3 separate regions of the Homo sapiens genome follow, and all the other regions are linked to region 2. A link is a contact called in ENCODE Hi-C or POLR2A ChIA-PET data. All regions are on one chromosome and are shown on one strand. The core of a region is the stretch at or near the end of the contact, and the rest is flanking DNA. Distances in the headings are between cores, read along the strand shown.

What was found. A loop is a pair of places that touch in the nucleus more often than their neighbours do. ChIA-PET counts read pairs that join two places held with the same protein, here RNA polymerase II (POLR2A). Pooled maps may share reads with other maps.
Region 1: a loop to region 2 is called in a map of CD4-positive, alpha-beta T cell, with 27 times the contacts of the local background. The contact joins the promoter of SLC2A13 here to the promoter of ALG10 in region 2. A Hi-C loop is called at or near these places in 3 of 168 maps with a recorded cell type or tissue (CD4-positive, alpha-beta T cell, CD8-positive, alpha-beta T cell and naive thymus-derived CD4-positive, alpha-beta T cell) and 6 of 50 pooled maps. POLR2A ChIA-PET finds 5 or more read pairs at or near these places in 1 of 52 experiments (WTC11).
Region 3: a loop to region 2 is called in a pooled map, with 13 times the contacts of the local background. The contact joins the promoter of KIF21A here to the promoter of ALG10 in region 2. A Hi-C loop is called at or near these places in 1 of 37 single-sample maps with no recorded cell type and 8 of 50 pooled maps. POLR2A ChIA-PET finds 5 or more read pairs at or near these places in 1 of 52 experiments (GM12878).

Annotation. Positions count from the first base shown.
Region 1 is chr12:40,104,689-40,107,388 of GRCh38, reverse strand. SLC2A13 (solute carrier family 2 member 13) reads left to right here and starts at 1,308. Exons shown (of 10, transcript NM_052885.4): 1 at 1,308-2,136. The coding sequence starts at 1,581. RefSeq lists an enhancer at 1-154 and silencers at 1,155-1,404, 1,425-1,684, 1,705-1,774, 1,785-1,874.
Region 2 is chr12:34,021,204-34,023,903 of GRCh38, reverse strand. ALG10 (ALG10 alpha-1,2-glucosyltransferase) reads right to left here and starts at 1,408. Exons shown (of 3, transcript NM_032834.4): 1 at 1,134-1,408. The coding sequence starts at 1,304. RefSeq lists silencers at 1,402-1,588, 1,502-1,651.
Region 3 is chr12:39,441,718-39,444,455 of GRCh38, reverse strand. It overlaps KIF21A (kinesin family member 21A), which reads left to right and starts at 1,336. Exons shown (of 38, transcript NM_001173464.2): 1 at 1,336-1,529. The coding sequence starts at 1,486. RefSeq lists enhancers at 666-725, 1,007-1,507, 2,326-2,395 and a silencer at 806-1,705.

The sequences.
Region 1 (2,700 bases), core at 59-2,558, 6.1 Mb before region 2:
TCCTTTTGTCTGAAAGGAAAAAAGTTATAGCTGCATGAAAAATAGGCCCCAGGCTAAGAAAGCTTTTGCTCAAATAAGGGAAATAAAAGAGCAGTGGAATTGTAGGAATAGAATCATATGATGCTTGACTTTTTGCCCTCAGCCTGAAGAATGAAAGCAAATTAGAGGCACAAAACATCTTTAGCAGTCCCAGCTGCTAGGAAGGCTGAGGCAGGAGAATCGCTTGAACCTGGGAGGCGGAGGCTGCAGTGTGCCGAGATAGCGCCACTGCACTCCAGCCTGGGCGACAGAGCGAGAATCTGTCTCAAAAACAAAACAAAACAAAACAAACTATCTTTAGCCCCTGATGCGCAACTGTATATTTTAAAAACATTTAAATTAAAGGGGGAAACAAACCCCAAATGAACCAACAACTGTTAATTCACTCAACAGTTTAAAAAATTGGTTGCAAATAACGTTATCTTTGCTTTGTTTCAAGTAAATGAGGCTGTTAAAACAGTGCCTCATGGAGGGCAACAGTGGGGATTCTCAGGAGAGAAGCTATCCTACCTTTTGGTTAGCATGTTGGGGCGGGGAAATGGAGACTGCCTGCCGAATCACAAATCAGGGTCTTGAGTTTTCTTTCTATTTCTGGGAATTACCCGTTACATGAGTGGAATGCATATATGTGAATTTTCTTTTACAGGTCGGGGATCCATGGAAGGAGGGTTTGGGATTCACCACAGAGATATGTTCTCTGTCCTCAAAGAATCAAATGTACCATTCCTTTAAAATAAGCATAAATTGAGGAGGGACTGGCGATGAGAGTGGAAACTAGCTATAGAAATGGGAGCATGCAGCCCTGAATTGCTCCAGAACAAACACATTTAATGCCAGGGAAGTAGACCACGCTGGGTAATGTCACAATACTATAAAAGGAAGGGTACTTGCTAGGTCCTATTCTAGGATATTTTTTCCAGCCCTCTCTCTAGGCTGCTGGAAGGACAGTGAGGCTGGTTTAGGTGCTCTCTCCCTCCTCTCCAAACACGGCAAACATTCTGGGTGGCTTCCCGTCTGGAAGCCTGTTGCCTGATGGCATCGCCACATTGGCTTGCTCCACCGCTGCAGCTCGGAAGGCAGGGTTAATTCCATACGGTTGCCAGAGCCCTAAATGAGGGAGCCTAGGTCAGAGGTCGCACCCACCGGGAGGGCGGGGTTTAGGGGTCCGGGGCGGGCTGAGCCTGGCCCCGCCCAAGGAGGGGGCGGGACGTTTCCCGGGCCCCGCCCCGCCGGCCCGGGGTTGCACGTGACCCGCGGTCCCGCCTCCCGCCCGCTCCGCAGCGCCAGCTCGGCAGGCGCGGGGCGTGAGTGTGGAGTGAGACCCGCCGGGCTCCAACTCCGCAGCGTCGGAGCGCGGCGGGCAGCAACTTTCTCCCCGGAGCGGCCGTGGCGGCGGCTGCTGCCGTGGCAGCCGGAGCGGAAGCCGGGAGGAAGAAAGCGGCGGCAGCGGCGGTTGCTCCCGCCGGCTCGGGCTGTCTAGCTCGCCGAGACTGCCGGCCCGCGGAGCCGCGTCCCCCCGGGCAGCCCCGGGCCCCTGCCCTATGTCCCGCAAGGCAAGCGAGAATGTGGAGTACACGCTGCGGAGCCTGAGCAGCCTGATGGGCGAGCGGCGCAGGAAGCAGCCGGAGCCGGACGCGGCGAGCGCGGCCGGGGAGTGCAGCCTCCTGGCTGCCGCCGAATCGAGCACCAGCCTGCAGAGCGCGGGCGCGGGCGGCGGCGGCGTCGGGGACCTGGAGCGCGCGGCGCGGCGGCAGTTCCAGCAGGACGAGACCCCCGCCTTCGTGTACGTGGTGGCCGTCTTCTCCGCGCTGGGCGGCTTCCTGTTTGGCTATGACACCGGGGTGGTGTCAGGGGCCATGCTGCTGCTCAAGCGGCAGCTCAGTCTGGACGCGCTGTGGCAGGAGCTGCTGGTGTCCAGCACGGTGGGGGCGGCTGCCGTCTCGGCGCTGGCCGGAGGCGCCCTCAACGGCGTCTTCGGCCGCCGCGCTGCCATCCTCCTGGCCAGTGCCCTCTTCACCGCCGGCTCCGCGGTGCTGGCTGCGGCCAACAACAAGGAGACACTGCTCGCCGGCCGCCTGGTCGTGGGACTCGGCATCGGTGAGTTCGGGCTCCGTGAAGGGCGCCCGGGATCCCATTGTCACCGCCCTTGACCCTGGGTGTTGCGTGCCTCTTGCCCATCGGGGTCCCCGTCTGGTCTCCCAGGGTCAGAGAATCCTCCACTTCTCTGGCCTCCAGAGCCCATCTGTTTGTTGGTCCAGCCTCCAAGGCTCTCCCGGGAGGTGGGAGGGTCGGGGGGGAGGGGGTGTCACTCTAGTCTCCCTCGAGCGCACGTGGAATCTTTGATAGGCCACGGACCAGTCAGTCCAAGTGGTTGTTGCCTCTCAGCACTTCCAGAAACCTAGCTGAGCACCAGCTCTTTCCTTGATCCAGCCTAACCTGATGCTGCTTCTTGAGCTTACGAGGGTCTCTGCTTTCCTGCACTGTCCCACCTTGCCTCTCCACTGCTAGCCCCTTTCGTTTTCTGGGGCTCCCAGCCTGGAACCTAGACCATCGTCAAGTTACAGTGAGATAATATTTAGAGTTAAGTAATTCTGGACTCTGAAAGGTTTATTAGCGACCCCTGCCCTCTTTGCTTATCTAGCATTTGTCTTTAGATGGCAT
Region 2 (2,700 bases), core at 159-2,658:
AATATGTCAAGCCCAAGTCTCATCTCCAGCAACAATCAGAAATTTTGAGAAGTTATTCTATGACAAGATTAAGTAAGTCCTTGGCAGAACAGGATTCGTTTTTCTTATTTTTTGCCCCCGGACCAGCTTAGTGATGGTTCAGGTAGCAGCAACCAATAAACAACAACAACTTAAAATCTATTTCTATTTTCCAAGAAATGTTCTTTAAAAGCCTTTATTTTGATAAATAAACTGCAAATGTTCCAGTTTTTAAAAGCATGGAAACATTGTTTGGGACTCTTAAGTTTAGGAAAACATTTGGACCACAGGCTCCATGATGACAGCTAACATAAACTGAGACAGAAATTGTTGCCAAACCCTCTGTATTAACGTTACAATATGCCCTATAGTAAAGATTATTGTCATTTTGCAGATGAGTAACCTGAATTTCTGAAACTCAGAACATCTCCAAGATCACAAAACTAGTAAATCACAGCACCAAGATTTAAGATCAGATCTTTCTCTAAAACAGACTTTATATTTCTAGCCAGTACCCTATATTGTGTCACCAGAGAAGCAGGGGATGCTTATTTTGATATTTATATGTACATACTTGCACAGTCAAATATATACTCAAAAATGATGTGACTTGACTGGTTGCCAGTTTATCCAGTTAACAGTTCACTAAAAATACCCAGGGAAGGAATTTGTGATTATAAATTGTCACTTTTTGGTAGCTGAAGATCCCTCCAGTCCACCCTATCCCACCCCTAAAATGCACAGTGAGGTGCTTGACAGGTGAGCTAAAGGAAAGTTTTCTGGTATTTCCAAGGAGCACCCGAATGCCTTTAATCCTAAAACAAGGAAAGACAAAGTGGGATCGATATCGTCAGCTGCCAAGAGGAGGGCTCAGTTCCCCGTTGAGTATTCTCCCAGATCACTCCTTCCTGGAGGACAGATCTGCTGTTTATTCATTCATTTAATAAATATTTCACAGATCTCAGAGACAGGAACAAAAGACTATACCCAGTTTCTTTCATGTTCTGAGGCTTGAGGGGGTGGAACAGGACGAGTGAAGTCTAAGGATGGGAGGACGTGGGGACGCTGGGACCTCTCAGGCCTCTCCTGGGGTGGGGACAGGTTGGGGACCCCACCTGGGAAAGGGAGAAATGGCCCTCACAGTAGCGCTGCGCCTGAGGCAGGTGGAAGATCTCGTCCATGTAGGGCTCTCGCAACGCCCGGCTGAAGGCGGAGAAGAGGAGGCAGGATACTAAAAAGGTACAGCTCAAGGCGGCCGAGAAATAGTAACCTTCCAGCTGCGCCATTCCAGCTCCCACAGCCACTGCCCAAGAACCTACTCCTGGAAAATTCTGAGCCTGGAAACCCGAGCTGGAAACTTGGGCTCGAAATGGGCGCGCTAGGCGGGACTAGCCAGACGGGGCCACATACCGGAAGGCAAAGGATGCTGGGAGAGCGCGGATCCGGAAAGATCGGGTCGCTGTTTCCCGGAGTGACGGGTTTAGATAACGGACCGGATGATTACCCTCTCAATCGCATTGCCCGGGGCGCACAAAGTGTCAAAACTTCCGGAAGGGGCGGGTCTCGGATTTCGCCAGCGCGGGAGGTGCGTGGCTTGCTGCTTAGAAAAAAAAAAAAAAAAAAAAAAAAAAAAAAGCCGCTTCTTAGCTTGGATCTTTTTTCCTGCTCACTTCCATCACTTACCAGAAGGTGGCGACGTTTCCCCACGTTTCCAATTCCAAGCCCTAAAATGGACACATTTTTTCCCCCGTTATTTCTGTTATTTCTCTCCAGTGATCCGAATTAATTAAACCCTCAATTCCAAGACATTTCATTCCATCAACTTTGGAGTGTAGGAAGGGTGCGTTGGTTGTGATAGCAAAGACTGAGAGTTTTAGATGAAAACTTGAAGAACCAGAGACCCGTCAATGCCGAATGAACTTCAGTGAGAGGAGTGTTTGTTCGTTTGTTTGTTTAGGTTAAAAGAGAACTCTTTCAAAATGTGGATGCTCTCAGAGGATTTAGTTAAATTGACATTCCTAGTGCACTTTCATAGTCATATTACCCTGTAGGATTTGGAAAATACATATATATTTTAGAATTCGGGATGTTTTAGGTGTGCCTGTAAATTTGGTTGTTAATATCTGTAAGGCAGCCTTCTGTTTTTCCTACTAAATCATAAGCGTGAACATCTTAGTGGGTGGCATTATACATCCTTTATGTTTGTAGTCCCCAAAATGGCTTTCACACAGTAGGCACTTAAATTTGTGGACTTTTATAGGCTGTGTAGACATCATCAAATTCCTGTATTCTGGGATTAGGTGCTGGGGGCAGGAGATGAGGTAAATAATTTGAAGAATGCCGAAGATAAATTATGTGTTGTAATTTTGTCTTGAGCATGGTTGGCCATGTTTTGTAGAAAAACTATTTCTCAGGTAACCTCAATCAGGTTGCCTTTGGCAGGAATATATCAGAATTTAGGCGGGATTTAAGGTTGCAAACCTCAGAGTTCTCAATTGAGCTCTTTTTCTGGGTTAAAACTAATTCAGTATTTCTAAACTTAAGAAAGTTTCTTAAATTAAGCTGACTGCCTTTCCATTCTGTCTCTGCCTGTTTCCTCAATGATAAGAGGAAGTAGTGGTGAATGAGGGCTGGGATGGGAACATTTACATTACTGGAATAAAGTCATGTGAGGATCCTACT
Region 3 (2,738 bases), core at 87-2,586, 5.4 Mb before region 2:
AGAATAAATTTAAAACTATCTATAATTATATACCCCATCGGCCTTCCCATGGGTTTAAATCATCAAACACTTCTTGTTTTTCCCATAGTGTTGCAGCCTTCTCTGAGCCACACTGCTGTATCACTGCTGAACAAGATGATTAGGTATGTGATTGTAGATTGCAGGCATTTGAGGTAGTGCCTTTATTTGGATAGTGCCATTTAATTTGTGATACTATTTCGTATGAAGCCACATGTTTGTTTATAGAGATGTATGGAGCAGTCCACAAAAGATACTCTGTGGCAAAGCTAATAAAGGCTGTTTCCACAGAGCTATCTGAAGGCATGTGGAAGCACAATAGTGACAAACAGAAACCACAATGGGTCAATGTTGAGAGAATCCTGGGATTGGGAGGTGCTTTTTAAAGGCCAGAAGGGAAAGAAAATCAGTTTGGAAGGATTTACTACACAGCAGGTCTTGGTGGATATATTCAGTTCTGGGAACACTTGGCAGTACCAGGGTGCAGTTCATTTACCAGTGTACAAATGATTGAACAGAAAAGCATTCAGGAGTCTCGAATAAATCATTTCCATATCCCACCCGAGCTGGTAAACGGGCGATGAACTGTAGAACAGCCCAGCTGTCCAGAGACAGTGGACAAACCTGGGAGTCCGTTTAGCATGAATGACTGACTCCGGGGAGGGAGGAGGGAGGGCGTTCAGCTGGGGGCTAGGGAAGGGGGTCAAAGTCCAAGCTGCAGAGAGGACAATAAGGCTATGCGTGGGACACAAAGCCGAACCGCAGCAGCAGCTGCCTGGCTCCCGGCGCGCCGCTGAATCAAGCTTCGATTTGAGAAGGGACCTGGCAGCAGCGCGTGCACTAGCTGCTTCCTTCTCCCAGAAGAGCCTGGAAGGGCGCACAGGCTGGTCGCCCTCGGGCGAGGGCAGCCGGCGGCAGGCATCCCTCCCCCTCGCCTCCCTGCCCAGCAGCGCCAGGCAGTGTCCCGACGAGGGCAGGGCGGGGCGCAGGCTGGGGGAGGGCGAGGTGGGGCTGAGCCGCGCGGCGGCGGCTGACGCAGTGCGGGGCGAGGAGCCCGGAGCGCCCTGGCGGGCGTGGAGTCCCCAGCCTGGCCGCTGGGAGGCCGCGTCCCCACCGGAGGGGGCAGGGCGCACTCACCCGGCCGCCCTGAGGCCGCTGGCGGCCTGTTGGCTTCTCCACAGGCGCGCTCGCCGTTCAAGCGCGCTTTGTCCCCGCCCCAGATCCTGGGGGGTGAGCGGTGGAGAAGGGGCGGGCGCCCGCGAGCCGTGAATCACCTCCTCCTCTTGCTGCCTCAGCGCCGCCGCCACCTTTCCATTCAGTCGCCCAACATGGCTGGAGCGCGGCGGAGGTGAGCCGGCCGCCCGCCCGCAGACGCCCCAGCCTACTGCGCCCGAGTCCCGCGGCCCCAGTGGCGCCTCAGCTCTGCGGTGCCGAGGCCCAACGGCTCGATCGCTGCCCGCCGCCAGCATGTTGGGCGCCCCGGACGAGAGCTCCGTGCGGGTGGCTGTCAGGTGAGGACAGTCTGCCGGCGGCGGGCGGCGGGCGGCGGGTTGAGGGCGCGGCAAGGACCTGGCTGTGGCGCGGAGCACCGGCTACCGGGGTGGAGCGACCTGAGGGGCGTCCCGGCCGGGTTCTGCGGCTGAGGAAACTGAGGCAGTGAGTCCCCGCTGGCCTGGCACGCGCGGCCGGGTGCTGGCAGGGCGACTGCGCCGCCCTCACGCCGTCTGTGTTTGCAGGTGGCTGGCGGCTGCGCGGCGCCGGGTCCCTGGGGGGCGTCTTGACTTCTCTGGGGGAAAAGCCCTCGTCACTCCCCTCCGTCCCCTCGCGGGATCAGTCACCTCAGGTCTGGCCGCCTTGGGCTATCGCCTGTCCGGGAGGAGCTGCCTGTGCGCGGGGCTGTGGTGTTCTTTTTTATTAGTTCTAGAATGTCTGTCATACGTGTCCATGCAGCTCCGGCCTTCCCAGGCAGGAGACAAAGCATCTGACTATCAGCGCCGGCGACCGCAGGGCCCGCCGCGCGCCCACTCGGGTTCTGATGTCTGTGCAAATGAGACATCTTTTTCAGCATCACGGGGATCTAGACATGCCCCCGCGTGTGGGTAGAGGAGACAGATCTAGCCTCTTGGGTGTTGGAATGGGAGTGGAATTTAAGGTAAAATCCACTGGGGAGAGGTCTACAGAAGGAGGAAAACTCTTTAGCCAGAGGAAGGGTGAAATGGGTGACTGTGTGAAACATACTGACATTAGGCAGGGTGGATACAATGTAATCGTAACGTTACCCAGGCCAGGGTGTGAGTCTGGAAATACTAGGTACATCCTAGTATTGAAATTATATTTCGGCCAATGACAGGCACGAGTATTCGATGTAATTTCGGCTGTTTTGATACTTATCAAGAAGGAAAGCTCTGATAGTTGCTCATGGAAAATTGCAACATCATCACACTGTGTGAAAAATTAATGAAGCATTCATCCTAGAGTAAGTGCGTGGCTTTCACAGCTCTGAGAGTCTACTGTTAATTCACTTCTCCTTATTTATGCTTTAAGGATTATAAAAATAATCTACACTCCAAGGAATTAGGAACTATTAACAATCTCCCAGTCTTGTAGTCTTTCCAGAAAATTATTCTAAAAATTCTCCCCTCTAAACATTTCTATAGTTACTATTTTAGTGACACATCTTGGGTCAGGCATAGTAATGGCTGTTTCGTATACTTTGTATC